Regions from separate parts of the Homo sapiens genome. Here region 1 is linked to region 2. Evidence: chromatin loops called from intact Hi-C (ENCODE). Cell type or tissue: mammary epithelial cell. All regions are shown on one strand. Each heading gives the region's core, and the rest is flanking DNA. Links, peaks and the distances in the headings are about the cores only.

Evidence for each region. Peaks named below come from ENCODE experiments on the same cell type or tissue, not always from the same donor. Only the 100,000 strongest peaks of a DNase experiment are listed, where the experiment ranks them.
Region 1: a loop joins it to region 2, with 6 times the contacts of the local background. A loop is called at or near these places in 6 of 110 quality-filtered maps.

The regions. Positions count from the first base shown.
Region 1 is chr11:35,104,953-35,121,236 of GRCh38, reverse strand. No RefSeq gene overlaps it. Among named protein-coding and RNA genes, the nearest start is that of CD44-DT, 25 kb to the left of the region's middle. RefSeq lists an enhancer at 4,017-5,216. In mammary epithelial cell, for the core only: no CTCF peak of the experiment used is centred there; DNase peaks (open chromatin) are centred at 9,406 and 9,956; H3K4me3 peaks cover 303 bases; H3K27ac peaks cover 2,500 bases.
Region 2 is chr11:34,998,786-35,015,069 of GRCh38, reverse strand. LOC105376626 (a long non-coding RNA gene) reads left to right here. Exons shown (of 4, transcript XR_001748180.2): 4 at 1-7,367. Among named protein-coding and RNA genes, the nearest start is that of MIR1343, 65 kb to the right of the region's middle. RefSeq lists an enhancer at 1,129-1,178. In mammary epithelial cell, for the core only: a CTCF peak has its summit at 5,518; a DNase peak (open chromatin) is centred at 5,599; H3K27ac peaks cover 2,076 bases.

The sequences.
Region 1 (16,284 bases), core at 8,009-10,508, 100 kb before region 2:
GCAGGCAGGACCCCATGAACAGCACTGGAATCAGTGTCCAGAGACTGCCCAGCCTCTGCCCAGCAGGTGCCATTTGCAGCCAACATTAGGAAGTTTAAAGCAAAACATCCCTTGCCAGTGGAGAAAACACTGAATCTTTCCAGTACTGAGGGTCTGTATTACCTCTCCTTCTCATGACCATCAGGTAAAAGCCTCCTACCTGTCATGTGCTGATCATCTTGATAGGACTGCCATTTACCCATGCCCTCAGATTTTGCTAAGCCATCTCTTTGACATCCATATTAATCAGGGTAGGCTAGCTAACAAACAGACTCAACATTTTAGGTGTTAATGTAGTAGTAGAACTTTATTTCTTTCTCACACGAGGTTCAATGCAGGTGTTCTTGGTCAAGCAGCTCTCTAGAGCAGTTTTCCTCCAAGCAGTGAGACTCTGGGATTCAGGCTTCCTTCATCTGGTGGGTTTGCCTTGCTTAAGTCCTCCTCAGAGTCTTCCACTGGAACTTGTAGATTCAACCAGACAATGAGAGAGAGACCATGAAAGATTGCATGGGCCATTTTAGGGGCTAGGCTTGGAAGTGGAGTTGTACATTATTACCACCTATATTCCACTGGCAAGACCCAGTCACATGGCAGCACTTGTAGTCTTCTCGTGTGATCATGAAGAAGATGAGATAATAAGAACACATAATGTGTCTGCCATAGTACCTTATATGGATGGACAACCCTCTTTATAACAGCCTGAACACTTAAGCCCCTGAAACAGAGGGAATGTCTGGATACCTGGAGGAACATGGTGATGAGTTCAACATCCCCTCTGTCTCACAGCTATACTTTGTTGGGCTTATAAAAACCATCTTGAAATGCTCCCAGCCCATCCCCAACTGCCACTTGTGTTTATTCATTTTATAATCATAGAAAAAATGAAGAACTCATTTCCACTTGGACAAAACCAACTTTTCTCCTCTTCCACCCACCATAATTTTATTACAGAGACCACATTTCCCAACAATTACAAAGAAACCCTCAAACATACTACAATGAGTAGAGGAATGAGAAACAGATCCCTGCATCAGCTTAGTCCTCTCCATGGAGGAATTCCCCCCAAGCCAACATATCCAAATTCTACCTATTAGTTGGGGCACATCCCAAGACATAAGTAGCACTTATTTCTTCTTTACTTCTTTTCTTTCTCCTTCTTCTTCTTCTTTTTTTTTTTCTTTTTGATAGAGTCTCACTCTGTTACCCAGGGTGGAGTACAGCCTCACACTTTTGGCCCCAAGCAACTCTTCCACTTCAGCCTCCCGAGTAGCTGGGACTACAGTTGCGTGCTACCATACCTAGCTAATTTTTTAATTTTTTGTAGAGGCAGGGTCTTGCTGTGTTGCCTAGCCTGCTGTCAAACTCCTGGGCTCAAGCAATCCTTCGACCTCAGCCTCTCGAAGTGCTGGGATTACAAGACATGAGCCACAGTTCCCACCCTCACTGCTCCAGCCCAGAGAGATCCCATCCCTTTCTGCCTTACTTAACACTGATTGCTTTTGTTACCATCATTTGACTTTTGGTTATCATTTGTATTGAATTTCACATCTTAATGCAACAAATATCTCCTAAGCACACTTTGTTCCAGACTAGGGGATTCAAAATTATAAAGAGAAGCAGCCTCCCTGGAATATGCCATCCCGTGAAGGAGGCAGATGAGCGTGCTGTAGAGTGGATGTTTTGGTGCCATCAGGTGTACACAAAGCATCTTGGAGACTCAGGAGGGCAGAGAGTCCTTCTGAATGAGGATAAGTTGGTGCCTTTGAATCTGGACTTTGAAGAGTGTATAAGACCTTAACAATATAGTTTGGGGAGAGCATTCCAGGTGAAGACAAGAATGAGAGAAGGCACCAAGGTAGGACTGTGAGGGGAAATTTCAAGAGAAGCAAGTTATCCTGTATGGCTGGAGATAAAGCTGGAAAGATGAATATATCCGCTGGGATTCTTTTAGCTGCAAGTAACAAAAGTATGTCTTGACCAGGCTTAGGCAACGGGGAAATGTATTTTACACAATGGAGTCCAGAAGCAGGGGCTTTTCAGAGCAGTTCGGTCAGGGTTCCTGGTCTGTTTCTTGGTTCTTCTCTCAGTTCTCCTTTGACTTCATGGTGGCCATCCTTGTGGTTGCAAGCTGGCTGTCAGCTGCACCTGGGGCAAAAGGTGTTTGCATTGAAAAGCAGAGAGGGAAAAAAAAGTAGTATATATTTCCCAGAAGCCCCAAGCAAACTTCTCCTCAGATCCCATTGACACGAAGTAGCTTAGGACTGCCCATTCCTGAACCCATTACTGACTAGAGACCTACCTTGAATGGTACAAACAAACTGCATGAGCAAAATGCAAGGTCAGGCATCATCCATGGTGATTCCTGTAAAAAGCTTAGGCCAGACTGTGGAAAGCCTTGAAACCCAGACTCAAGAATCTGTGTGAAAAATAAAAGGCATGGGTAGGGGGGCATTGATTGTTTTTCAGGAGAGAAGTAAACAGAATTGAGTTCAAAGAATAATTCTTTGGCTATCTTGATGGGAAATGACCAACCACAGGGGAGTGGATGTGGAAGAACCATGTGCCCCTCCCTTCCTGGCTTCTTCTCATCAAAAGTGGCTCCCAGGGAAGAAGCTGCAACACTCACTCACACCATCTCTAAATGACTGATGAGGTATATGATGCCAGTGGGAATGGAAAGGACGGTTTTGATGGAAGAAACAGTCCCAGACAGTACTGACAGGGTGATTGTGGAGGGGGAAAGGAAAATTATAAATAATTCCAAAGTTACAAGTTTTGATGACTTAAATGTGCAATGCCATGAATACAAATATGGTCATCTAGAGGAGAGAGCGAGGTGGTTTCGAATCCATAAATCAGATGCATGACTAGTAGTCATGGTAATAAATATAAAATTGTGCTGATAGTAGAGGAATAATAATGAAAAGTAAAACCCAGAACAGTTGGTATGTGCCAGGGACATAATAGATACTTAGTAAACATGTGTTGCTCTGAAATATGTGTGTGCATTTGTATACTTATATACATAGAAGATACACATTTACTCCTTATGACAATCCTATTAACTGAGGCACAGAGTGATAGAAGTGAGTTATCCAAAGTCACACAACTGCTAAGTAGTTAAGTTAGAATAAAACTCAAGCATCTGACCCAGGGTACCATTCTCTTAGTCTTTATAACAAGAGCTAACATTCATGAAGCACCTGCTAAGTGACAGTACTTTATATACCTTCTCTTTAATCCTTAAGAGTCATCTCTATAAAGTATACAACATTCCCCCTGTTTAAGAGAGGAGGATTCTGAGGCACAGAGAGGATAAGAGACTTGCCCAGAGTCACAGGTAAGTGGCAGATGTGGGATTCACATTGCAGAAGGCATGGCTCAAAACACACACTCCATGATGCCATGAAAAATATAAATGCCCCCTGGAAACTCAAGATCTGTATCACTCATCTCATCAATGAAATATTAAACTTCCAGCACTTGAAGACCAAAGCTTACACATTTTGGGTACACTGTTGATGAGCATGGGACCTAGCACCTAGATGCCTGGAACTGATAGAATTTCTAAGCCTCTGGGAATCTCTGCATATAAGGAAAAACTGAAACTACAGTGGGAGGTTCCTGCCCAACTGGAGCATGAAGCTTTGAGGAGATGGAAAGGCCAGGTGGATAAGAGGCCAAGCTTAAGAACAGATGTTCTGAGTCCAAATCGTAGCCTAGCAACTCATTGCTAGGGAGCCTTAGGCAAATAGCTTAACCTCTTGGAACTTTTATTTCCCCAGCTGTAAAATAAAGATAATACCAACAAACAGCTCATCTCAAATAAGATGAAGCAAGTAAAGCATTGGGCTCATTGCCTAGAAGATGGCAAAACTTATTACATGGTAGCTGTATTGCTATTATTGTTCTTGCTGTTGTTGTAATTTCTATAAAAGAGTATAGAAGACAAACAGCCCAAGTGCCAGAAAAAAAGATTCTGCTGTTTATACTTCATGATGCTCCGATCCCTCAAAACCTTCACACAGCAGCTGCCTCAGCCTTCTAGTTTCTTGGCAGGACTCTTCACATCAGATTAAGAAAAGCCAGCTGCTATTCCTGGATCACAGGAGGAAGGGAAAACAGAGGTGAGGAAAGCCTGCCCACCCAACGCCCTTTTCCTAGGCCCTTTGCAGCTCCCAGAAGCCCCAGCTCTACCACCTGCCCAGCCTCCCAGGCACTGGCCCTGGCACTGCCTGAGATGTCACTCTCTGCCTAGTCACCTGGTTTGCATTTCAGAGAGTGACCAGTAGCTATTGGCTGCTGCAGGTTCCAGCTGTTAATACCATGACCAAGAAGCAGTGGAGTTGTGAGCTCAGTGCTGGCACAGGACGGCTGCTTCCCTTTCCCAGAGGCAGGGAACAGGAAGGTGGGGAGAACCCAGTGATCTGTGAAGCCCTGGGAACCATAGCATAGGGTGCTGGCTACCCCAGAGAGGTTTCAGATCTTCCAGACCAAGATGCCTAGCTCCTTGGTTAGCCTTGAGCCAGATGCCAGCTTACTGGCTGGGAAGAGATAACTTCCTCTCAGCAGCCAATGCTCCCAGAGGCTTCTGGAATCTGCCTCAGTATACAAGTGCTTAGTCATGGACATTAGAGCTAGCAAAGCCCTCAATCCGACCGTCCCATTTTATAGATAAAGAAACTGAGGCCCAGAGGGATGAAGGGACAAGTTTAAGATGCACCATGAGTCAGAGCAGGGCTGGGGCAGGAACACTTGTGCAAACAATGAGCCTAGGGCTTTTTTTATTACTCAAAGCCACAGAGCTGCCCCCGCACTCCTACCTAAAAAGGGCTGGATCCGGTGATCCTAAAAAGGACTGGATCCGGTGATCCAGTTGGAGCCTAGGACCCCAATACACAGAAATCCTCTCCAAGTTCCACACACCTTTGGAAGAGGACTTGCCAAAAGCAGATGATAGGCAAAAATAACGGCAAAGAAAAGTTTGCTTTGGCATGGAAAGATGTTCACCCTACAGTGTTAAATAAAAAAGAAACAAATTCCCCAAGCAGCATTTATCCTATGATCCCATTTGGATAGGGAGCACACATGCATAGAAAAAAAGACTGGAAAGAGAAGAAAAACAGTTACTCTTAGGAAGCAGGATTACGGGTCATTTTCATTTTTTCTTTTGTCATGCATATTTTCTAAATTTTCTACTTTGAGAGTGTTTATTTCTGAAACAACAATTTTAAAAGGATATAAAGTAAGTAGGCAAGTGCCAGGGTCCCCAGTCACCCTCACTCAGACAGGCTTGGCTTGCCACAGCTCCCAGGACAGACTGCACCCATTGCATAAGGCGGGAGCATTTTTCTTTCCGGTGAAGCCTAAACAAGCTCAGACCTGCAGTCAGGCAGCTGCAGCTGTGGTTTTGCTGCAGTCTGGGAACAGCAGCTCCAGTGCGGGGCACTCCTGGGTCTTCAATGTGCACCAAGGAGGAAAGGCTGGATGCCGGACCCCAGTCTTACAGCTGGCTCAGCTGAGAGTGTGTCTGGCAGGTGGGGGCAGAAGCCAAGTCTGAGGTCTGAGATGCGGGATGTGAAGAAGAGGGAGATAAAGCCTAGTTGGCCCTCAGGAAATCTCCCAGTCCCAGGCCGCACCCTTCAGGAAACCTCCTAGCCCAGTTTTATCTTTCAGGCATGCACCTCTCTCATTTTGCTGCTGCTTGTCCAGTATGATCCAAAGCCCTTGAGACCAATGCACCTTTCTGTGTTATCCCACGAAGGTGATCTGCCATGTGGGAACCTCCCAAACTTCTTTCTGACTACAAGCCAGAGAATCAAGAGTCTTGTCACCAGTACCACAGAGCTGGGGCAATGACAGAACCATTGCCCTATGCCACGTACCAAATGAGTACGAAGCACCTGCCCCATGGTGTGGCTGGGATCTGCTATTTCCTGAAGCAACATGTCCTGAACATCAGCTGATTGACGTTGCTTCCCTAAAAGGCTTGAGTATGGCAAATGCCGTCATCACACACTGAAGGGGCATGTCCATTAGGACGGTTTCCCTCGTCCTATAACAGAGGGTCTTGCAACCTTGTCACACAGTGGTGACAAACACAGAAGGAACAACTAGGTCCAAGAGCATCACAGAGGAGATGGAAAGAGGAACTGAATCCTAGCTCTGCTCCTCACTAATCTGCCTTGTAAGCTGGTGATGGAAGCCCCTGAGCCTCAGTTTACTCATGCATAAAATGAGTCTCAGCAGTGCTGGTAGAATTAAGTTAATCTCAGCCTCTGCATCAGGGGTCAGCCAACTACAGCCCCCTGGTATCTGTCTTGCTGTTTGCTTTTGTATGCCCCTCAAGCACAGAATTGCTTTTTCATTTTTAAATGGCTGGAAAGAATCAAGAGAAGAGAAATATTTCACCATACATGAAATATAATTCTACCTAATTCAAATTTCAGAATCCATAATAAAGTGTTACTGGGACATAGTCATGCCCATTGATTTACGTATTGCTCATGGTTGTTTGTGAACTACGATGGCAGAATTGAGTGGTTTTGACAGAGACCAGGTGGCCCGCAAAGACTAAAATATTTACTGTTTGGCCATTTACAGAAAAAGGTTTTCCAACCCATCATCTAATAGTCCAGCAGAGAGCAGAATGTTAATAAGCATTGCTATCCCTTCTCCTTGGGGCCTCATCATCTGCTTTTTAAGTCCTCTCTGCCAGGCACTTTTTTTTTTGTCATATTTAAAAGAAAGGGTCTTCACAATGATTATCACTGCTTTGAGAGGGTGGAAGAAGAGGGAGAGCCTTCCTCATTGTGATCATCAGGCTTCAAGTTGGAAGACCAAATTGCAGAGGTTAGATCTTCATTCTGCCATCAACTGGTGGTGTGACCTGGAGTAAGTCACTTCACCTCTCTGAGCCTCAGTTTACCTCACCTATAAAATAGGATAATGATAATTGCTAATGTTTACATATCACTTGCTGCATGCTAGACATTGTTCCAATCACTTACATCAGTAGTTTATTTAATCATAGCAGCTCTCTGAGGTAAGTACTATCATCACCCCACTTATGGGCAAAGAAAACTAAGGCGCAGGGAGGTTATGTGGGTGGCCCCGGGTTTCATAGCTAGTCAGAGATGGGATTCAAACTCAGTCTGGCTTCATCACTTGGGTGCTTAAACAACTACATTCTAGAGCCCAGCATACTTCATAGACCTACTGCAGGATTCAACAGATATAAGGAATTGGAACCCTTTTTAAATTTATTTTTTTAATTGACAAGTAAACTTTATGATTACAGCATGATGTTTTGGTGTTTGTATACATTGTGGAATGGCTAAGTCAAGCTGTTTAACATAGGCTTTGTCTCACACACTTACTTTTTGTGGTGAGAACGCTTAAAATCTACTCTCTCAGCAGCTTTCAAATATACAATATATTGCTATTAACTATAGTCACCGTATTGTAAAATAGATCTCTTCAACTTATTCATGTTGTCTCACTGAAACTTCATGTCCTTAGACCAATATTTCCCCAATCCTCCCAGCCCCCAGTCTCTGGTAACCCCATTTCATTTTGTATTTCTATGAGTTCAACACTTTTCTTAGATTAGACGTTGAGTGAGGTCATATGGCATTTGTCTTTCTGTAGCCTGGTTTATTTCACTTAATATAATGTCATCTAGGTTAATCCATGCTGTTTCAAATGAAAAGATTTTCTTCTTTTTTAAGGCTGCTGTGTATTTCATTATGTATATGTACCATACTTTAAAAACCCATCCACGAGTCTCCATGGATACTCAGGTTGATTCCAAACCTTGGCTATTGTGAATACTGCCGCAATGAACATGGGAGTGCAGATAGCTCTGACTGATTTCATATTTTTTGATATATACGCAGTGGTGGGATGCTGAATCTTGTGGCCACTCTATTTTTAATGTTTTGAGGATTCTTCATACATTTTTCAGGAGTCTGAACACTTTTTAGTGACCTGTCAAGGTCTATAGCTATGTAAACTTTTTTCATCTTGAATGAAGAAGGATCAAGTTTTCAAATCCCTTACTAATGGTGGCATTTCCGACAGTGTGGCAGCATCTGAATGGAGAGGCGACATTTTTGCAGCAAGTCCTGCTTGCATGGGTTCTATTTCTTCACTCTCCAGGGGTAAGAGAAAAACAAACAAACAAACAAATCTGCCCTCCTCCCAAAACCAAAGCAATGTCTTATTAAGACCTGTTCTTAGTTAAATATTTGATGGATAAACAGGAGCTACCTTTCTCCTTATGTGGTCAGGAAGCTGGTGACACCTTCCCACCTTGGCTTTGGGTCTCCTCCCAGTCACTGCTCCCATACCATCTTGGTGAGATGGCCATCAGACAGCCCATGCTCCTCAGCCAGGTGTGCTGGTCTTGGCTCTGCTCGGCCCCAAGTTTAACTGAAGCCAAATGCTTCCAGTAGTTTCATTTCTATGCATCTCTGAAACTGTGGCTAAGTTCAGCTAGCCTCCTGCACACGTCTTTTTGGAAGAAACCTGAAACGGGTTGCTCACCCCCCTCCGCCCCCCGCCCCCCGCCCCCATCACCTGCTGGTCCTGCTCCTCCATGTCTCTCAGGCTGGATGAGGCACACCTTTCTGTGGAAGCCGTTTCTGGCTCTCCCTCCAGTCCAGTCCTCATTATTTCTTCTGTACATTAGCATTTGGGCAATAATTGAGTGTTAAGTGTTGGGGCAGGCTCTGTCTTGCTTTTTCGTCTAATTGATCCACTTGAGAATGTCTCGCCTGTGCTACAAGCTCCTGTGTGGCTGGGAGGGCGGGGAGGTGGTACTAAGGACACAACATGCATGGCAGAGGGTTAAGAGCTTGAGCTGTGAGGTCGAAATCCCTCTATCTTGTCCTACTGTGGGATCTTGAGCAAGTTACTTAACCTTTCTTAGCCTCTGTTTTCTCATGGGCAAAGTGGAGACAGCGCCTACCTTGTAGGGTTGTGGTGAAGACTTAGTGAGCAAATACGCAAAGTATGCAAAAAGCCATACTAGTGCTTGGCAACTATCAAATACTCAACAAAAATGTGCTATTAGGATTTCTGTCCCTCTCTACAGGTACCTCACCTTAAGGTACCTCAGGAATGTGATAAAAGCTTTCTCTACATGCTCCTGTAGTGTTCTGCACCAGGGCGCATCCTGGATTCACCCAATATGTACTGAGGGTTTACTAAGTGCCAAGGCACTGTGAGAATGCAAGGATCTCACAGTCAAAAGGAGGGAGGTGAAAGACAGAAACAGATGTGTCCACTGGAACCAGGGGTTAAGTGCTCTGAGACCTGTGGGATGTGGGAAGGGATCTTCCAGCTCTGGAGAGGATGTGGTGGTGGAGTGGGCAGGGAGCAGGGAAGATCTGCCAAGGGAGATAAACTTGAACTGACTCCTGAGTCATATGCAGGCCTTGGAGGCAGGTAGGAGCAGAAACAGTGGCGGAAAGGCATGACACAGCACACCCCATTCACACAGCCCCCTCCATGAGCCTCCATGAGGCCCCGCCTTGGTGCCCAAGCTTAGTGCCCCAGTGCCAGCCCATGGGGGAAGGATGAATGCTCCTTTTGGCATCTAACATGAAGGCTATTGCTGCCCAGGACTGGGCTGGAGGAGGGAAACTCTGTGAATGCCACAGCTGGGAGGGAATGAAGGGAAAGGGAAAGTGCCAGGGACAAGGCCAGGGCCTCTCCTTCCTAAAGTAGTTCAGAGCAACTCCACCCTGAACCAAGCCAATGTGCTACTGGCAGTCAAGAAGGCCCCACAGGAATCAAGAGCAAGGAGGGACCATAATAAGGCCAACCTTCCCAATCCTGCTGCAGAGGGAAAGGAGCCAGCTAGGCCTGACTGGGAGAAGAGATTATTTCAGGGAGGTGCTGCCTTAGCAGATGAATGATGGAATTCCTTCCTGATTGCGGGGAAAACCACCACCACTTCCTCTTGCAAGAATATGATGAGAACAGAGCAGTGGCTACTAATCAGGCCTCCTGGTTCAGAATATGTTCAGTTGCTGTAATGCCTGGGACCACAGCACCTTCTCTTCCAGTTCTTTCTCTCACCAGAGTGAGGCTTGGGGTAGGGGTTGGGGAGCAGAAAGGATTCTGGAGAGGAGAAAGCACTGAAGTGGGAAGCAAATCCTATTCCAGTCTTGACCAGTAGTGTGAACTACACAAGTTTCAACTCTCTCTGGGCTTCCAGTTCCTTATCTGTATAATGAGACACTTACTTTCCCTACTGTTGGCTTGGAGGAATGAATATGATATGAAAAAAATATCAAAATGTCTTAACTGAGAATGGTTGGTTAGTTATCTTCACTAAATGTGACTTCTCTGGAGGTGGGGGCTGCTTTGTCGGGGTCACTGTTGCATGCCAGTGCAGAGCATGCCTTCCTAGCATGTTTGGAGGTGATTCTGCGTGAAACGGCAGGGGTGGGAGGAAGTCATCTTCAGGTTTCATCAAGTCCCCCTTCCCTGTTCCAGCCTTGTGATCACCTACAAGGCCAGAGTGAGACTTGGTCCAGAGTGGCAAAAGGGACCCCAGCGGACAAAAGCAAGGTGCCTAGGAACTCAGTGCTCACTTCTTCCTTCTGTTCTGACCCATGAGGCAAAGAATTATAATTGCTTCTGCAGTAGCCATTTTGCCTTCCTGATTAACAGAAATCCAGTTTTGTCTGAGTTGTCAAAGTTTAGAGCCAAAAGCTTTATTTCTCAGCACCCTTGGATCCAGAGCAGCCATGGGACACAGGTGTAGCCAAAGAAATAAAACATTAGGTTGAGATTCTGGAAAACCTCTGACAGGTTCATCTAGTGTTTTGCCATTTGTTCTTCCTCTTGTTCCTGCCTGGAATGTAGAATTGATTCCTGGAACTTTAGGAGCCATCTTGCCACTATGAGGACAAGAACCATATGCTAAGGATGACCGAGCAAAGGCCCTGATGGCATTTTTGAGCTGCCATATAAGCATGGATCACCTACTTCTGGAAGCATATAATCTCTCATTGTTAAGGTCACTATTTTGTGGGGGACATTCAGGGGGTAGGGGGTGAGTAGAGTTTACTATTATAGACAAGCACAATTATAACCAGTATATCATTTCTTCCAAAGATTGGGTCAGTGCCTTTCTCACCTCTACCCCCACATCAAAGGACTTACCACACAGCATTTTAAGAGCCAGTTACTTGTAGGTACTCCCCACCAACTGCAAGCTCAGCCCATGGGGGACTATACATTCTGCATGATTGCTGTTGCATGCCCCAGAGCACCACAGTTTCTGGAAAACATTAGCTGCTCTGTGCTTTTCTTGAATCCATAAATGAAAGAACACTTTGAGCTCTGATTCCAGCAGATATAGCTAATATTGGGTTTCAGCTGACATGTGGAAGCAAATACTTATTGAGCACCTTGTACAAACATGGCATCATGTAATCTTTCTTTATTTCTGTCCTTTAGTGAGGGGAGTTCTACTGTCCACATTAACAGGTATCTGGAATCCTCTCCCTCTTCTGTAAATAGAGGCATTTCCATACATCCTCTGAAATCTAGGCAGAGGCACCCCAGCCTCAGTTCTTGAATTCTGTGTACCTACAGGCCCATCACCATGTGTAAGCCACCAAAGCTTGGAGCTTACGCCTTCTGAAGGAAGGCCAGAGCTGTTCGTTGGCTCCTTTTAGGCACTGCTGGAGTCGAAGCAGCTGGGACACAGGGTCCCATGTCCTGGGGCTACATAGAGCAGGGGGGCCATGGTCCTGATCCACAAAATCATTTTCCCTCCCAGGCCTCCAGGCCTGTGATGGGTGGGTCTCTGATATGCCCTGGAGGTATTTTCCCCATTGTCCTAGTGATTAACATTTGGCTCCTCAATACTTATGCAAATTTCTGCAGCCAGTTCAAATTTCTCCCCAGAAAAATGGGGTTTTCTTTTCTATTGCATCCCATCAGGCTGTGAAGTTTCCAAATTTTCATGCTCTACTTCCTCTTGAATGCTTTGCTGCTTAGAAATGTCTTCTGCCAGATACTCCAAATCATCTCTCTCAAGTTCAAATTTCTACAGACCTCTAGGGCAGGAGCAAAAGGCTGCCAGTCTCTGCATAGCAAGAGTGGCCTTTACTCCAGTGCCCAATAAGTTCCTCATCTCCATCTAAGAGCAACTCAGCCTGCACTTTATTGTCCATATCACTATCAGCATTTTGGTCAAAGTCATTCAACAAGTATCTAGGAAGTTCCAAACTTTCTCACATCTTCCTGTCTTATGATCCCTCTAAGTCTCTACAAGTTCCAAACTTTCCCATATTTTCCTTTCTTCTTTGGGGACCTCTGAACTGTTCCAACCTCTGCCTGTTACCCAGTTCCAAAGCCACTTCCATGTTTTCAAGTACCTTCACAGCAGCACCCCACTACCCAGTACCAATTTACTTTTCCCAGTCTGTTCTTACACTGTTATTAAAGGCATATCCAAGACTGGGTAATTTATAAAGGAAAAAGTTTTAATTGACTCACAGTTCAACATGGCTGGGGAGCCTCAGGAAACTTACAATCATGGCAGAAGGGGAAGCAAACACGTCCTTCTTCACATGGCAGCAGCAAGAAGTGCCAAATAAAAGGGGGAAAAGCCTCTTATGAAACCATCAGACCTCATGAGAACTCACTCACTATCATGAGAACAGAGCCATGGGGGTAACCAGCCACATGATTCAATTACCTCCCACTGGGTCCCTCCCATGACATGTGGGGATTATGGAAACTAAATTCAAGATGAGATTTGGGTAAAGACACAGCCAAACCATATCACTCTCTGACCAAGAGACATAGGTGGGAAATTCTCCAAATATAACAAGAGGGTTTAGATGCTGGGCAGTGAAACAGAATGACAGATGTCCATTTTGCTAGTTTGAGGAAAGTAAACATTATATAATTTTCATTTCCTTAAAAAATTCTATTTTCACACTGCTATAAAGAAATACCTGAGACTGGGTAATTTATAAAGGAAAGGTGTTTTAATTGACTCACAGTTACATATGGCTGAGGAGGCCTCAGGAAACTTACAATCATGGTCAAAGGGGAAGCAGACACATCCTCCATGGCAACAGGAGAGAGGGGGAGTGTTTGAAGGAGAAACTGTCAAACACTTACAAAACCATCAGATCTTGTGAGAACTCACTCACTATCACAAAAGCAGCATGGGGGAAACCACCCCCACGGTCCAATCACCTCCTACTAGATGCTTCCCTTGACACGTGGGAATTATGAGGATTACAATTTAAGATGAGATTTGGATGGGGACACAGCCATACCATATTACAGACATTTAAAAAATAATAAATTTACATGTTAGCCCCAAAGGAGCCAGTGTTTCCTTGGCATGAAAAGTGCTTTCTCAAAGTCTCTGCATCTTGGGGAGTCCAAAAAAATTGATTGTGTAGCTTTGAACATTTTAATAAGAAACTAGTATGTGGATACTGGGTAGAAACAGTAGACCTTGTCTAGACTAGCTATCTGGATTTTAGCTCATTATATGTTCACTTTTGAAATTTCACTAGTCTTATCTATCAGAGTTTTAGCACAAAACAGATCCAAAGGATGATTGAAGAGAGAGTTAAGAGGAGCTATTACAAAAGTATAGACCTCCTTAGAGGAAGCAAAAAAGAGATAATGAAATACCCTGGGACTAGTAAGGACAGGATCTGTTATGATTATGTCTGAAACAGCAAAGAGAAGAAGCAAACCCAGGAGTCCTGCATCTGACAGAGGGCAAGAAGGTGCTGGTGATGTACCACAACATATACCATCAGTCCGCCTGACTTTAGCACCACAGGGTGGACAGTTGCACACACTTTACCTGAGTCCCACCTCAAGAGCAAAGATAGATTGTTCAAGGTCTTTCTTAATTGTGCTCCTTGGGGCTTTTTCCAAAGGTTCAGAAGGCCACTTAGCCAGCACAGTTACAATGGAGAAATTCGTGGAATATATGTCTCCAGGCGCAAACTCAATAGGTAGGTGGTGGAAGTGAGTGGATAAATGCCCGGAGCCCATCAGCCTCTGTGGAAATCATTCTGGGGCACATGCTCGTAATTCCTCAGGGAGCCCCCAAAGTCACTGCACCCCAATTGCCCACAACAATAACCAGATCATTTATAAACACTCCATTGGCTTTTCTTTCTTCTTTCTGCTCCCTGAGTCAACCTCCAACACTCAAGTTGCACTGCTTTCAAAAGAACCCAAACTAAGACACAGAAAATCAACTTTTGGCAGAGCAGCTCAATCACTGACAATCTGCAGCTGAACCTGAGGAATAAATAACCCTATATATCTCCTTCTACCCTCTGATATCCTGCCAGTTCCTCTCAGAAACCAGAAGTGAAAACATCTCGTTGATGTGGTCTGCAGAGACCAGTCTCCCAGGGCCCAGAGGAAGACCGAGAAGGGCAGAGAGTAGATTGGGAAGAGCAGATAGTAACTCTTCATCCTAGCCCATCTCTTTTGCCTTTTGGCCTCCATAAAGTCCCTCAAACACTGTATCATGTCAGGGTGAGTTCAGTCACATTGTCACCTGCAATCTAAAACTTTAATCACCACCTGTGCTCTTCTTAGAAGGTAGTGGGAGGAAACATAGGCAAAGATATAATTAACATAAAATATGGCTTCTACAGACCCTGTTTCTGTGCCTAGTCATTGGGATTAAGGTTATAACCATACTTTCCTTCTTCTACTACCCATTCTATGCTCTCCATACCTTCTGCCAGCACCCTGGTTGAATATGGTCCTTTACCTGTTGTGACCCAAACTTTCATGGCCACAGGATATGAGTCCTGGGTGGTACTCTCTTAATTCGGAAGCTGTAGTTTTCCAAATGATCGGGATTACAAGACAACACTACCAGAATGCACCTCTGGTCTTTTATGTTTGAAATCTTCCAAATTTGTAACATAGTCCTTGCTTCCATTGCGCAGCAGCACCCAAATTCTTCCTTGGTAATATAGAGACTCTCTTTTCTATTGGTTCAAGGATAGGTGCTCATAATGGCCAGAAGTAGGCTCAGCTTGTAATTTATTAGAACCATGGCTGTGGTCTCTAGAGGAAGCATTCTATCCCTGGGCATTAGGTCCTTCAAACCCATTGAACCAAAGGACACAGGAAACAGAGGCAACAATTTTTAAGTTGGTCATTTCTTAAAATAGTGAGAGGGGACACTTTTACCTCTACCCCTGGTTTTCCAGACTTGTGCATTCTCTGGATACAGGAGATGGTACCACATGTTGGCTGTTAGCCATATACTGCAGACTGTAGGGTAGCACCCAAACCTCACAGGGTGTTGCCTGCCAGAAGCATAGCTGAGGCTTTAGCAGGCTATTGTGCTTTTATTTCTAGGGTGATAGGTAGCCTCTAAAGTGGCTCCCAGTGATCCTTGCTTTCAGGTGTCCTTGCCCTTGTGTATTTACCTCTCCTTGAATGTGGGCTGGACCTAGTGACTTGCTTCTAATGAATAGAATAAGGCAAAAATGAAGGGATGTCACTTTCAGAGATTAAGTTACAAAAAGACTCTGGCTTCTGACTTGCTGCTCTCTCTGACTCTCCTGCTTGCTTGCTCTGATAGAATCCAGTTGCTCTGGTGTGTGTTGCTCTCTGGGGAGGTCTACATGGCAACAGACTGATATCTCCAGCCAGCAGCCAGAGAGGACCTGAGGCCTGCCAACAGCCACATGAGTGAGCTTGGGAGTGCCCACTCCCTTAGTCAAGTATTGAGATCACTACAGCCCTAGCCAATGTTTGCAGCCTTGTGAGAGACCCTGAGTTAGAGGTCAGATGCCTGACCTACAGAAACTGGAAGATGATGTTTGTTGTTTTAAGATGCTAAGTTTGGGGTAATTTGTTATGCAATAATAAACAACTAATACATAAAACCAGCTCCCTATAGATGAGAGGATCAATGGAAACACCAGGGAATTCTGCAGTCATGAGCCCCATGCTACACTTTTGTTGTTGTTATAAAATGAGCTCCTTGCTTGGCACCAATGTTGTGTGGAATATTATGGCAATAGATAAAGCCCTCAATACAGCCCCCAAAAGATAGTGCTGTTAGAAGCATTGTGGGTAAGGAAAGCAAATTCTGCAAGTGACGTAGATATATTTTCCTATGAAGACAAAAACCTTGCCTTCTCCATAATAGGAGGGATCCGATGAAATCATCTTGCCACCAGGTAGTTAGCTGATCCCTTGGGGAAT
Region 2 (16,284 bases), core at 4,545-7,044:
AACAATGGCTGGACTTCAAACTCACCTGTGGTGCTTAAGATTATATATCTGTATACTTTTGTTTAAAATGAATATTATAAAAATTTATGTTTAAAAATATGTGTGTATATACATACATAGTTACATACACCCAAGGCACATATGTGCATGTGTATACATAACATATACACATACATACATACACGCACACCACCACCAAAGCCCCACTAAAAAAATACTGGAATCTCTGGGAGTAATGGGGGCAAATAGGAGGAGTTAATGTTCAGGTAAGGCTATTATGGACCCATTGTTGAGAATCACAGTGGGTTAATTACTTGAAACAGTACCTATCTAAAGGACAGTTAAAGATTTTGGTATTAACCAGAAAGTCTTTTTTTTTTTTTTCTTAAATAATTTTGCAGGCAAGATGCTGCTGTTACAAGTTTTCTGTTCTGAATTATGTCTTCCATAGGAATGAAGCATCCACACAGTCCATCCAAGCATACTGTGAATCAAAACACATGTCATAGCTGGAACGAAAGCATTAGGACCATCTAACTGGATTCCACTGGAATGAGTCTCTGTGAAACCATGCCGAAGTCTTTGTAAACAACCACCCTAAAGAAAGCTACATGAAGAATAGCCAATAACAAAAGCACTGGATTTAACTCAATTTTGTGAAAAAACAAAAAAAACAAATATGATGCACACACTCTATCCTTTTGTGAACAAAATGCCACCAAACATTTGAAACTGGCCTAAGCATACATTGACATGTTTGACATGAAGCCCAGCCTTATTGATCAGCCTTTCCAATACCCCCCGCCCCCCATTCTTTATTCCCAATAGATACATCTTCTCACAGGTAATTGGGCAGAAAAATGCTTATTGACTGATCTTGAAAACTTCAATGCATCTAAAGCTGGAGAACATTCAAAAACCATGCTTCTCTTTATTTATTTCAGTTTCCATGGCAAGAGGAAAATAAAAGGCAACTGTTTTGAAAGCAACAACAGTAAACGAAGCAACATCTCTGGCAAGCAGGCAAACCTTAAAGAGTAAAAGTTATAAATCCCCATGTAGACAATACCTTGTAGGTATACCTTCCCCCAACCACGGGGATGACTCTTAATGGTGCTGACTAGGTATAGACACCAACTTGGGACCAGTAAGTTATTCTTAGAAGGTGCTAACTTTTGTATTTTCTTTTAGGTTCTTGCTGCTATGTTTCTCTTTCAATTGACTTCCAGAAATCAGACAGTGAAATCAATGGGGCTTTCCAGGCCACTGAATTCAAAGTAATCAGGGCAGGGTCAGAATGCTGATTGACTGTTTTCAACACACAGGGACCTGGAATTTGGGTTCTAGCTCTATCCCTCAGCACAGAGTCAGCAGACACAATGCCCTAGATGGTTGGATTTTCTAGTGTCTGTGACAGGCATCTTCAAAGCTGATTCCTCTCCCTCTGAGAAATCAAGGCCACCACCTTTAACTACTGACACAGTAGTGTACTTCCCGTACTGCAACCTCAGTCCCTTTTGTCACTTTTGCTTTGCATTCAAGTGCCTTGGCCAGTGTTAACTGCAGCACTTTGATTTCTCTTTCTATAAAGACTATCAAGTACCAAGTCATTTGTTTCTGCAACCATGTAACCCAAGGACATATTCTCCTGGATGAAATTCCAAGACCCCCCCCGCCACCAGAAGTCAGTGGAGAATAGGCACAGAAAAGATGATGAAGGTCATAGTTTCTAATAATTTGTTTTCTTTTTAAAAAAAATTTTTAATTTTTATTTTTTTGAGACAGAATCTCACTCCGTCACCCAGGCTGGGGTATGGTGGCATGATCTCGGCTCACAGCAACCTCTGCCTTCCAGGTTTAAGTGATTCTCCTGCCTCAGCCTCCTGAGTAGCTGGGATTACAGCCGCATGCCACCACGCCCAGCTAATCGTTTGTATTTTTAGTAGACACGGGGTTTCACCATGTTGGCCAGACTGGTCTCGAACTCCTGACCTCAAGCGATCTACCTGCCTTGGCCTTCCAGAGTGCTGGGATTACAGGCATGAGCCACCAAGCCCAACCAGTTTTCTTTCCTTTTTTTTTTTTTTTTTTTTTTTTTTTTCCTTTTTAAGGGAGGGGATTCCCTCAGTGGGTTTACTTAGAGTGAAACGGTATCTTGGCTTTGGACTTGCCCCTGCCTTCATTCATGTGGGTACTTTTTATTTAACTTTTCATTGTAGGTAGGCTCCCCTCTACCTAAAAAACCAAAGGGAAAAACCCCAATTCTTTAATTTACTCACATCCTGTTACGCTTTCACAAGCTGTTCATTTTCATACCAAGCCTCATCTTCTGCTGCCAACATCCTAGTTTGAAGGAAAGGGGGAGACAGGTCAACTGGTAGTGGTCCTGTCCTCAAAGGGAGAGAACTCCTGGGTACCTCTTTCCAGCAGCCCTAGGCTATTTCAAAATGTCAGCAGGTCTAATCCTAGAAGAAAACACCATTTACTTCTCAACCTGCTGGGGCATGGTGAGGTCTAAACAATACATTAACCAACAAAATCTGCCAGTTCCTGAGAACTGCCAGAGAACTGCCTGAGAACTCAGAGATAAACAGTAAGAGGTATGGTCAACCTTCAGGGGAATGAAGAGACTATCTCAATGCAGCAAAAATAAAGGAATTAATGTGCTCTGCAGCTTTAGAAAGGAACTCTCCTTCCTGGGGGTGCCTCCGTGTCCCTGGCTCTAGGAGACTACCTAACCAGCAAGGTTGATAGCATGACCCTGGCTCCACTGAAAACTTGGGCCTATAGACTGTCTTATTCTAAAGGGTGCTTTTTAATTCTAATTTTTTTTTAATTTTTATTTATTTTTTTTTGAGACAAGTTCTCACTCTGTTGCCCAGGATGGAGTGCAGTGATGCCATTTAGGCTCACTGCACTTTTGACCTCTCAGGTTCAAACAACTCTCTCACCTCAGCCTCCTGAGTAGTGGGGACTACAGGCATTCACCACCATGCCCGGCTAATCTTTTTTTTTTTTTTTTTTTTTTTGTAGAGACAGGTTTTTGCCATGTTGCCCAAGCTGATCTTGAACTCCTGGGCTCAAGCGATCCACTTGCCTCAGCTGGGACTATAGGTGTGAGCCACCGTGCCCACTCGAACCACTGGTCTTTTAATGTTTTCAGCTCCAGCTGGCAAACCCATTACCTGCTCTTCCTAGGCAGCATCCCTTGGTCACTATCCAGCCATCTGTTACTGCCAAAGCAAAAGTCCATGGCCCTCGAAGTGTGGGAACTCTGGCCATCGGCTACTTATCATTTTGCCCTCTGAAATCCTTATATTTCTTTCTGAATTCACACACTCAGAATTGGCAGTATATTCTTAAGCTATGAAGTCCTCCACTATATGCCCATCCCAAAAACCTAAGCGAGTAAGATTATTTAATCTAGGAAATGGTTATTTACTCTATAGAAATCTGATCTTCTCATTGCCCAATAACCATGGAATGCTGAAGAGTTGCCTCAGATGGCAGGGAGCCTGCATGCTAGCTCACACACTATCCCTAATAGCCATTTAATTTTGGGAAAAGACCCGTCTTTTCTCTGGACTTTAGTTTTCTCCTCTTTAGAAATAAGAAGCTGGTTAGCCAATCAGTCATGTCTCTTTCAGGTATATGTTCTACGCTTTGCAACTGCAAAGTTGACAATCTGAGAATGTGTGCACGCCAAAGGGGCTTAAAAAATAATATTATCTAACACTTAAGCACTTGATGTGTATTAACTCATTTAATCCTTCAATAACCATATGAGGTAGGTATTATAATTATTACCCCTATATTTTAGATGAGAAAAGAAGAAATAGAGAGAGGTTGAGTAACTTGACCCATTATCCAGTAGTTTTAAGGCTGGGGTTTGTATTTTTAACCACCATATGCAGGATAATGGGCAGATCTGAGGACTAAGCTTCCTTGACGTTTGCATGCTTAGAAGGTTACAGAGGGAGTGTGAGAATCACAGTTAATCTGCAAATCAATGGTATATACCGAAAATCAGGACAGGGGCCAGAGTGTCCTCACTGTTACCTGTTGGATTCCCTTGGCATTATTTAGTGCACAACATTACCATAGGAAAATCACAAGCACTTTTATGGCAATGGTGTAAATTAGGAGGATTCTGACAGTAAAGCCCAGAGTCATTCCAAGATAAAACGATCAGTTTGGGATCTCTTGGCCACCTACTGACCTGTCAGTGTATTGAGGCAGTTTGGGGTAGGAAGTATGTCAAATGATACTGGAGGAGGGAATACAAGAGGCCGGGCAGAGAGTGACTTATTTATTAATTATCTATTTATTTATTTTTGGTTGAGGCAGAGTCTCGCTATGTTGCCTAGGCTGGTCTCGAACTCCCACCTTGGCTCCCAAAGTGCTGGGATTACAGGTGTGAGCCACCATGCCCAGCCCCAGAGAGTGACTCTTGACTAGTTTGGAGAAATAAACTGACTTCAAGGGTCTTCAAAACACAGCCACTTGGAGGTCCTGACTGCCCTTTTCTGATCTCCAGCATGAGCCTCTGCAGAAGCAAGTGCCTTTCACTGAGTCTGACCCTAGCTGAGTGAGATCTTTGCAGAGGAAAGGACAACATGCTTATTTTTTTTAAATGGGCCCATAAGAACCCCGAAACCAAACAAGAAAATCAGGAAAGTTTCTTGTTAGTCTACTACAGACAGGTAGTGATGAGAACTTGGAATACTATCTAGATTCTGAGCTCATTGCTCTAGGGCCCAGGGTCCCAAATGGTGCCTCTTTTCAATGCTTATTTACCATAGTTTCATAGAAACATGACCAAGTGTCAGTTAGTTCTTTACCCTTCGGGTTTTTTCCATCATTAATCCTCTTGGCACAGGGTGGGGCTGAGCTGGGAACAATATCATATAACTCTAGTTGCAGCTGTCCTTATGCAAACCAGCATATCCGCAAGTTACCATGACCTTTTGGGGGAAACCAACATAACAGTGCTGGTGGACACAGCTTCAGGCTGCTAGAGGTCACTGATATGTACCATTGCAACTTGGAAGGAATTCCATATATTGATACTTTCTTTGATTCTATCAACCAAACGGCTTTGTGGGGCACATGCTATAGTACTGAATGAAATACCTTTCTTTCCCTTGAGCCAAAAGCACATAATAAGCTATAGATTCTTTGCTGCTATGCCATTGATTTACCTACTGTACTTTGTAACCCAGGAGGGCTATGAATCATCCTTCCTAATTTCAGCTTCACAAAACAGGTTGCTTTTAATACAATCTCTTCTTTATCTAGATTTATTTGTTCTGAACCCTAACACATTCTTAGGGCATTATTTCTTACTGAAGACAACTCTCCCTTAGTGTTTGTTTAATGGTAATTTTTTATTCAAGTTCTTCCTGGGTGTCCGCTTGCCCTTTAATTTTCTTTTTCACAGTGCTTTATATTCCTAGGAATACCTGAGTCACAAGTGGTCAGATTGCCAGCATTCAGCAATCCCAGGCAGGGGGCAGATTTTATTGCCTTTCTCTCTTCTCCTCCACGGGTTGCTCAACAGTGTTAACATTCTGATTTCTTTTAGGAGTGGAGCTCCAAGATAATCTCTTACCCTGCCCTTCTTACTCATTAACTTTAATTTCCAAAAAATGCCGCCGATACCATTCAAACACTAGTTCAGGAATTACCACGTGCTGGGCACTGTACTGGGTGCTGGAGATACTGAGAAGAAGAAACATGATCTGTTCTCAGGAAGCTCACAATATGGTGAATGTGATAATTAAGGTCATGATTAAACAAAGCAGGAAGTACTCCAAGAAAGGTGAGCAAGGCATTACAGGTATGCAGAGGATTGCTTGACCCAACCTGGAAGAATCCAGAAAAACTCATCCAAGGCTGGGCACAGTAGCTCATGCCTGTAATCCCAGCACTTTGGGAGGCTGAGGTGGGCGGATTGCCTGAGGTCAGGAGTTCAAGACCAGCCTGGCTAACATGGTGAAAACCCATCTCTACTAAAAATACCAAAAAATTAGCCAGTTATGTTGGCGTACGCCTGCAGTCTCAGCTACTCGGGAGGCTGAGGCAGGAGAATCGCTTGAACCCCCCGGGAGGTGGAGGTTGCACCGAGCCAAGATCATGCCATGCACTCCAGTCTGGGCAACAGAGGGAGACTCTGTCTCAAACAAAACCCATCCAAGAGCCAAGAAGAGGTTATGCTTGACCTGAACCTTAAAATACAAGTAGCTGTCATTTTGGGGGAGTCCAAACAATGGATGGGTTGATGTGGATACAGCAAAGGACATAATTAAAGAGTCATGGCCAGATCATGAAGGATTTTGTTCCTCGGGCTAAGAAATTTTAGCTTTACCTTAAAGTAGAGGAGCTACCAATTCCGAGCTACAGCGAGGAATCGTAATATAGCATTGTATCATGTATGAAAGGACAAAATTCATGCTACTTTCCTAAAAGTAAGATTCTGTGTCCCCGTTTGCTTCATCTAATATTGCTTCTTGGCCCCAGCAATAGCACACAGAGCACCGGAAAACTAGTTCAGGCTTATCACCAATTCCTGAAGCCAGTCTACCTCTCCAGGACACTTAGAGCCATGACCTTCTCCAAGCTCTCCAAGATCGCTGTGCTTGTTGCATATTCTGGTCTGCAGAAGGTGAAAGGGTACTAATCATCCTAGAAGCCTTCCTGGAACAGGATCTCTTTGCCTAGGGTCATAAAATGAGGGATCCAGATGGTACAGGGAAGTGTAAATGGCAGTTGGAGATGGGACAACAGTAAGTGCAGAGGCAGAGACACAGGTCAGCAGACCCCACATGTGACATGTCAAGTACAGGGAGTAGGGGAAGAGGTGGGAGACATGGTACAAGAAGTCAAAAGATCCACTGGTTCCCTGTATTCCATGAAAACGTTACTGTACAGAATATTACACATTTCCAAGTTGGAGACACTAAAATACAAAGGTACAAATTGTCTAAGCGCAGATATGAGGCAGTGGCAAATTAATAAAACAAATCACATGCCTGTTTCTAACCTGTTTACCATGGCCAAGAAGAGTCTGTGAAATCAAGTTAGACATTCTGTCTTTGAAATCATGCATTCACAGAACTTATGGAAGCTTTCAAGTGGAAATGTCTTTACTCTTTAAAAAAAAAAAAAAAGCTCAAGTAATGCCCTAATCATCTCTTATTATTGTTTGTATCTGCAGGATTTGGAAACTGCTCAGGAAAACAACTGGATTCCTAATAATCCCTGAACAATTCTTTTTTTTTTTCTTTTCCTGTGGACATTAGCCTTTTAATTTTTCCACAAGGAATTCTGGGCCAATTTAACTAATAAATAATAACAGAATTTTCTAAGTGCATGGTACTTTTGCTTTATCTGATTTCATGGCTTTCCTGTTCCATGACAACCCACTGTCTTTTCCCTCACATGTATGTTTTATGATGGTTTTTTCAGGCATTTGAAAAAGCTTTAACACTTTCACTCAAGCTAAGACACCTCAATTTTCATTAGTGACTTTATTGTCCAGGAGGTGTTACAGAGACTACCAAATAGTTTCAAAATTACTTGCTCAGTCACGATGCCCACAGTTGACTCTCAGCCTAGCAAAAGAGAAGAAAAGAAGTTCTTGTGTTTACTGTCCTGAACATACCCTTATGCTAGTATGCAATCTCCTCAGGTCCCCTCAATTAGGGTCACATTTCCGTTTTACAGTGATAATGCAAGAGACTCTGGGTACTGTTCAATGAATATAGGTTTAATGTAATATATGTATTTCTGCAAATATATATATATATATAAATGAGGATTTTGTAAGCACCATTTAAAATTACCTGAGGGGCATTTTCTAAGTAACTGTGAGTCTTTTTGTAAAGCAAAAGCCCTTTTAAAAAATAACATCATTCCTTATTTCATGTGTTCTAAGTTCAGGTTTTCATGGACTAATTTCAAAAAATGATGGAGGCCACCATTCTTTTTCATTTGTTGAGTAAGCTTTACACCAACACAAGAGGCCATCACGCTTTGCCCTTAAGCTTTACTTAACAACGATATTTGAGCATGTGGGCTACTGAGACAGAAAAGTTCCCCCATGAGTCAGCAGCCAGCCCCAGCAAAAGATTTCATGGTCCCAACTAACTAGCCCACAGCCTTTCATATTCAGTTCTGCTTTCTCAGTGGTCTCTAGGAGTCTAATTTCTGGTTAGGAACTGAGAAATTGGGTTGATTTCCACTTCCGTAGGATAGCAAGATATCCGCAGGATGTCAAGGGGGCTGGGCCAGTACCCCAAGTTAGCAGTAGTGAAAAAAGTGGCTGAGCCCCAGGATCTAGAGCACATGAACTCTTTCCCACCTCAAACCCCCATTCCACCCTCTACCCCATGAGGTCCCAAAGGAGATGAGCAGAGAACAAGACCTGGCAAAGAGAGGTTGTTAATGGAGCTCCGACCTCAAACCCTGATGTCTCACCTTAGACTCATTTCCAGGAGTGGGGCCCTGGGTTTCATATTTTAAAAAGCATGGCATATTGGCGTATGTCTCCCCCGACCCCCACCACCACTGCCATTGGAATGCCTAAGGCCAGTGGTGTGCTGAAGCTGGCTTGTACCAGCTCGTGAGAGCTGATTGTTAAACTTTTAAGAACTTTGCAAGCTGATTATTAAACACAGCTATTACTGAAAGCTAAATTATATAAGCTTAGGATTCAATAAATTATACCGGAAGCAAAGATAATAAATACCCAAAGCTCACCACTTCCTATTCATTTACTATTATCTATGTTCTTGAGGTTTTTACCTCTATTGTATCTTTAATGGTGGAAATACTATGTAATAATGGAGAGCTATGCATCTCTTCCTAATTCTACACTCAGTAACATTACATTGGAAGCTTGAAATCAGAGCATTTATACCACCGAAATCAGCAAATACTACAAATCAGGGATTGATTTATTGTGGATTGTCTCTAGACTTAAGAAAATAATAGAGAAAAATGTAAATAATGCAGATTAAACTTAAAAATGTCATGTTTGTAGTTGGTACACTATGAATAGCACAAAATTTGAGAAAATATTCCAGTATTTGAAAATTATCTGATTCAGTAGAGAAAGTACTCTCTTCATGGACAAACATGTAAACTTCTGTGTCACTGTTGTTTTAACTTTTATCTTATTCTTTTGTGTAAAGGAAAATGTCAACCAACATTTAGGTCAGTAACCTACTTATTCATCAACTGCAATCATAGTTTGGCTGCAAATAAAAGCGTTCTATAAAATCAGGTAAAGCATTCCGTGATAACATACAATAAGGAGTATTGTATGTTCTATAGTTCTTAGTAAGTCATATATTTTACTCCTTGTAAATCAGTAAAATTTATAACAGACTTATAATTGGTTATATATCCATATGCATTTCTTCTCCAAAGAGCTGGTTGTTAAACATTTACCGGCACACCACTGCTTAAGCCAAGAACAGAAACAGGTTAAACAGCCTCCTGGGCTTCTATCCCATAGGTTCACACCCTTATCTCAGCCCTTTAGTTTACCATTCTCCTGTCAAGAAGAAAACAAAGAATAGAAACCTTTGTACAATTAAATCAAAAGGAAAAGAAATATTCCCTAAGATCTAAGGCAGATAATTTAATCTGCCTAATCCAGCCCTTCCTAAGAAGGCTGCCTCTCAAGTAGGAATGGCTTGAGGCTGATGTGACCACACCTGCCATGTGGAAAAGCTGAGAGCAATAATAACAGATGGCAGACTTGGCACTGTAGCCTAATAAATATTCTCCCTTTTAATGAGTCCACATCAGATGGCTCCTTGGGGGCAATGGGGGAGAAGCAGGGAACAAAAGCAGTTTCTCTTGCTTCCTGGTCGGATCTCGTACATGTTTGGGGGTACATAACAAAAGATCAGTGAGCATTTCTGCCTTCCACCAAATGGAGTACACATGAACATCACAGCTTTGCGTACAATTACTTTAAAATCATCAATACTTGTATTTGAAAACATCTTTGTAGACTTGGAACCAACCCAAATGCCCATCAATAATAGACTGGATAAAGAAAATGTGGCACATATACACCATGGAATACTTTGCAGCCACAAAAAAGGATGAGTTCATGTCCTTTGCAGGGACTTGGATGAAGCTGGAAACCAGCATTCTCAGCAAACTAACACAGGAACAGAAAACCAAATACGGCATGTTCTCACTCATAAGTGGGAGTTGAACAATGAGAACACATGAACGCAGGGAGGGGAACATCACACACCAGGGCCTGTTGGGGGGTGGGGGGCTAGGGGAGGGATAGCATTAGGAGAAATACCTAATGTAGATGACAGGTTGATGGGTGTGGCAAACCAACATGGCAAGTGTATACATATGTAACAAACCTGAACGTTCTGCACGTGTATCCCAGAACTTAAAGTATAATAAAACAACAAGAACAACAAAAAAGAAAATCTTTGTAAAGTGAAATAAAACCCAAATACCAGACAAATACATGGAATCTTGAAAAATCCTGTTACTCAATGGTGTTGTTTGGTCTTTAGGCCAATGCTAATAATCAACACTAACCACTAAGGAGTGTCCTTCAGTGCAGGAAAAAAAAATGCAGTGAAACTTTACATTTTCTTTTTAAATGGCCAGCTCTGTCTCTCATCAAATCAGATGACTGACTGACCATATTATTCTTGAGCTCCTGTGCACGTACCTATTCAATTTTTCTACATACTTCCACGAAATTTATGTTCTATATTTTTCATGAAACATACCATGAGTATTTTCCATGTTGTTAGTCTTATTCCCCCCTGCATGTTCTCCTTAATAATTTTTCTCTTGAAAAAAGCAAAAGTCCACCAAATATCTGTTATCTGAGTATCATAAGGTAGAAACCTTAGGTAAAAAGTCATTCCCCAATTAAAGGGAGTGCAATTTTTCATTTATGAAAAAACACAACTGGGGGATATTTTTAAAAGGAGGCTTCAGGTTAGTTGCTTTTGAATGTCTTATTTACCGTATCATAAAAAATAAATATACAAGATGACTTATCTGGTCTCCAAATAAGAAATGAGTCAATGCTACGAGCATAAAATGTTCACATATCCACCCACCATAAAAGGGAAACTGGCCTCAGAACATTTTACAAAAAAGCATAATGTTATGGGCTAGTCTTGACAAATAGTGCTTTTACTTAATCGAGTATGTTTTTGACAGCTAGGCACAGAACACTCCAGCAAGATTCCCCCAGTCCCTTAAAAAAGGAATGCATTTGGTGGGGGTCAGACTGACTCATTGAAAGGGTTGGAGCAGGGAAGAGTGAGAAATCCAATCAGCCTGTCATCCTTACAAGGTGTGAGCCTTGTGTTAATACTGTACAAAATAATTGTGTTGGTGATAGTAAGGATGAGGGAACAAGTGACATACTTTAAACTTGCAAAATAATCTGGGGAAAACCAAGGAGGTACTTCTACCTCCCAAGCTCTGCTAACTGCATAGAAAGAACATGTACTTTCAACCACAAAGACATTTATTACATTTTCTTTTTAAAAATTTATTACTTTTCCTCCTCTGTAACTTGTCATCCCAGACCAAAACTAAAGAACTCTTTGGTCATCACCCAATAACATGCCCTTTAAATAAGAACACTGAGGTATTATTTTCCTGTTTGACTCTTAATTAATTCACACCAGCTACCACCCCTTCATGAATCAGAAGGTTGAAGGAATACACTATACATTAATATTAAAATCTAAAGGAAACCAAATGTCAAATTACTGTGGTTTTAGCCACAGACTTATTTCTATGGCATGTGCAACCCCTGTAGAAGATGCTCCCGAGAAGTTCAACAGGCTGTGTTCACTATATCAAAAGAGAACTATTACCCAACTTATAAAAATCTTTTTAATGTGCTGAACTCCAAAATTTCCTAAGAAATAGATGTTTTTAGAAAGGAGACTTGTGAGGCTCTGGGGCCAGGCTGCCTGCCTTGAAATACGGTCACTGCTACTTATTAGCTGTGTAATCTCAGATTTAAGTTACTTAATGAACCTTCTGTGAAATATTGATAATACTAATACCTTTCTGTGAAATACTGATAACACAACCTATCTTATTGGGTTTTGGTGAAGACTTAATGAGTTAATAATATGTATAAAGTATTCAAAACAATGTCTGGAATACAGTAAGTTAGCTATTAGTATATTATATTTTCATGGTCAACATATGTATAATTTGAAGAAAAGGTCTTTATCTACTTAATGAGAACCAAGTAATTAGATAACTATAAAAATATCTACCTAGAAAAAGTCCTATAATTTCCCAAGTAAAATACTTATTAATCTATGTTTACCAGTTTTTCCATTTTTAAGACTTTTTACAGCTGGTCATGGTGGCTCATGCCTGTAATCCCAGCACTTTGGGAGGCCAAGGCAGGAGGATTGCTTGAGGTCAGGAGTTCGAGACCAGCCTGGGCAACATAGCAAGACCTCATCTCTACAAAAAATTTTAAAAACTTGCCAGGCGTGATGGTACGCACTTGTAGTCCCAGCTATCAGGAGGCTGAGGTGGGAGAATCTCCTAAGCCCAGGAGTTGGAGGCTGCAGTGGAGCTATGATCACGTCACTGCACTCCAGCCTAGGCAACAGAGAGAGACCCTGTCTCAAAAAAAAAAAAAAAAAAAGAAAAAAATTTAAAAAGCCTGGGCGCGGTGGCTCACGCCTGTAATCCCAGCACTTTGGGAGGCCAAGGTGGGCAGATCACGAGGTAAGGAGTTTGAGACCAGCCTGGTCAATATGGTGAAACCCTGTTTCTACTAAAAATAAAAATTGGCACATGCCTGTAGTACCAGCTACTCGGGAGGCTGAGGCAGAAGAATCGCTTAAGCTGGAAAACGGAGGTTGCAGTGAGCCGAGATCGTGCCACTGCACTCCAGCCTGGGCAACAGAGGGAGACTCCATCTCAAAAAAAAAAAAAAAAAAAAAAAACTTTATGAAGCTATTACTCTCAATATTTTCCAAAGTTGCAAGGACTCATTTGCGAAATGAGAAAACAAAAACAAACACACAAAAGCCCTGTACCCCACTGAATCTTGAGTTTCCATTTTGTCCAAGTCATAGTCTCCCGTATTCTCAGTTCATAGGAATAATGACTTCCAGCATTCTCCAGTAAAAATGGCTAAAATTGCACATTTTTAAAGGCGGGATTAGCGTTTGCTCTCAAAATAGGTACATCGACAAAAGTGTCCATTCTCATTCTTCTAAAGTTGTATCAAACATTGAAAGTATAAAGAGAATACCTGAAACTCATCATGACATTCTAACTAGTATTTAACAGGTTAAGGCAGAATACTTTCTTATTAATTTACCAATAATAGACAATTTGGTGTCAAAATGAAATGCCCACAAATAACATAAGGTATTTAGTAAGTAATAAAATCTACTTAACTGTGGGAGCTATGCAATTCATGAAGAGCTACATGGTACTAGCAGGTGAGTAAGTTGGCTTCCACACCTCAAACATTCATTTTGAACTAATAAAGAGCATATTAACTTGATTTTTAGCATTAAAAATACTGAATGTTAAAAATAATATTTGATTTTCACTCACTCCTATAGTTTTGCAAGTTAGCTCGAGAGTCCAAAGATGCTTATGATTCTCTGAAAATAAATTTAACAGATGATCCCCTTGAGAACAAAACAATGAGCGTCAAGATATGTAAAGATGCATTTGCACACACAGGACACCTTCAAAAAAAGCAGGGGCCAGGGAAGAGGTAGGAGAGTTGAAGAATTAAAATACATTTTGATTAGACAACGGTAAGTGTCTATTCCTCATCTTTCTTTAGGACGGATGACTTAACAAAGAATATTTTCTTTGCGAATAGTAGGGTGTAAATAAAACTTTCTCTGTACAACTAACATGCCATATGAGTAATTTTCCTTCCAACTAAAAGTTTCTAGGCTTTGTGGGAATTAGTTATTGTTGTGATATGTACACACAGGTATTGAGCCAAGGTCCTGGAAAAATGAACTGATGAATTTATGTATTTGGGTGTTAAATATTTGATTACTGAAATTAGGGAAACCAGACAAAAAGTGGGGTGGGTTATACTCAGTAATGCAAAAAGCTGGTTCAAATGTCACCTAGTCAATGAAGCCATCTTCTCAACTATGCACATGCTTTGATTATAGAATCTGCTGAATTATGTTTGGGCATGTAAATATCACTTACCTATAGTTTAAATTGATTGAGGGTAAAGGCTGTTAGCTATGCACAGCAGATATTCACAACTGTTGAATGCATAATATATTTCAACATTTTACTTTTGCTTTACATTTTAGTAAATGTCTCACCCAGCAAATCAGGTAATTTACTTAAAACAGTGACAGTATTTTCAAAATAATATCTCTAGCTTAGATAGATTTCTACCCACAAAACAGTTCTAATATAGACTGCTATACCTTACTAAGCTATCCTATCATCTGGTATTATTCCCAATTATAAGATTACATTTTATTTCCCAGCCTCAGGTTGGGCTTTGTGCTAGTTATTAATTTACTGTTTCTCAGCTTCAAAATGGTGGACATCCAGTGGTGCTTTGACCCTGCCTTTTGCCCAGAATAGCAGCCCCAGCTTGGCCTTATCAATACCTTTGCATGGTCTTCTCAACAGACACCACATACCCCAGGCCGCAGTGGTACCCTGACCCTCAGCGTGCCAGCTGAGGCTTACGTGTGCCCTGGATGGTTGCTTCCCCTTCACTGGACAACTATGAACAGACCCAACCTGGCGACCCAATGAACTTCTCCACCATAAACTACTGAACCCTAACTGATTAGACCATGACTGATACAGTAATCAATATAGAAGCCTGAGGCCTCAGAAATGAAAACTAAGGTAACCACTTTTGGTCTTAACTGGGACAAGAATCAACCTATTTATTGAAAGTAGCAGCTTCTAGGTCATTTTTTTTTTATACCTAGAGGCACTAAGCCCCATCAGCTTCTATTTTTCTACTTAGAGGTACAAGTGATGACACTTAACATTAGTTACTTCAGGTTAAGAGCTGTCCATAATGAAAAAACAACAACAAAAAATCCCTCAGTACTTTCTGCACACTAGAAAGGCACAAAGAGAGCCACTACAGAGAAAATATGAATTAATTTTAAAAGTGGTTAGGTCGTAAACACATTAGCTTTAATACAGAAGAACAGGAACTCAGGAACTTCAGTTACCATAGGTGGAAAATACTCTTTGCATACAGAACTTTCAGCCGCAGCAGCACAACTTAGAAGGTGTATATTGCAATGCAGTGAGCTTGAGCTTTGGTGCTGCACAGATCTTGGTTCAAATCCCAGTTGTCGTACTTTTGAGCTTTGGCCAATTTACATAATCTCTGAATTTGTATGTGTAATCTCTGAGATTCTATGCGGGAGGTAAATGTTACATCATCCATGATGATTGATAAGTAGCATACACTTCCTGCCTATAACTGAAGAAATTAAAAAAGATAAGCAACCAGTACAGTGATTAATTTTCCCCCTTGCTTCCTCATTTTATAGGTAAGAATACTGAGGCACAGAAATAAGGTTTTGCCAAGAGCGCAGTAACTTCTAAAGCTGAAACTAGCCTTAAAAGTCTTGATTTTAAGAGTATGCAAACTTGGGAAACAAAGTTACATACAATCACCAGTAGTTCCACTGGGAAGAATAACTTAAGTTATGGTATTAAGTACCATCTTATAAGTTCCTGATATACCATTCCCCATCAGACTGATGAGCTACTAAGTGCAATTTATGAGATTAAAAATTTAAATTTAACATCTTACATTTCCATAATACTTTATGCTTTATAAAGTGATATAATCAATGTTATTCCACTTGATCACAAGAGTCTTATATTTAAAAGGCTCATCTTTTAGTAATAGGAGTAACAGAATTTCATAAACTAAGAAATTTTAAAATATACATTTTAGGTATTAAAAAAAGCAAATCATGACTAATTAATGATTTTGCTAAAAGTTTCTCAACTTTTAATGAAAACCCATTTTCCTTAATGGTATGTATCATACAACAGAGGTTAAACTGAGAGATTCACAAAACATTCATTTTCCCAGGAAGAAAGCTGCTTGGACTTGTTGCAAAAAAAGCAAAGATACGGATAAAATGTGAAAATAGAATTTATATGATCAAAGAAACAAAAGACTGCTATTGAGAGGCTAATAATTTTTCAAAATACATCTGTAAACCTTACAGTTTCAATTAAATGGTGTTTCAATAT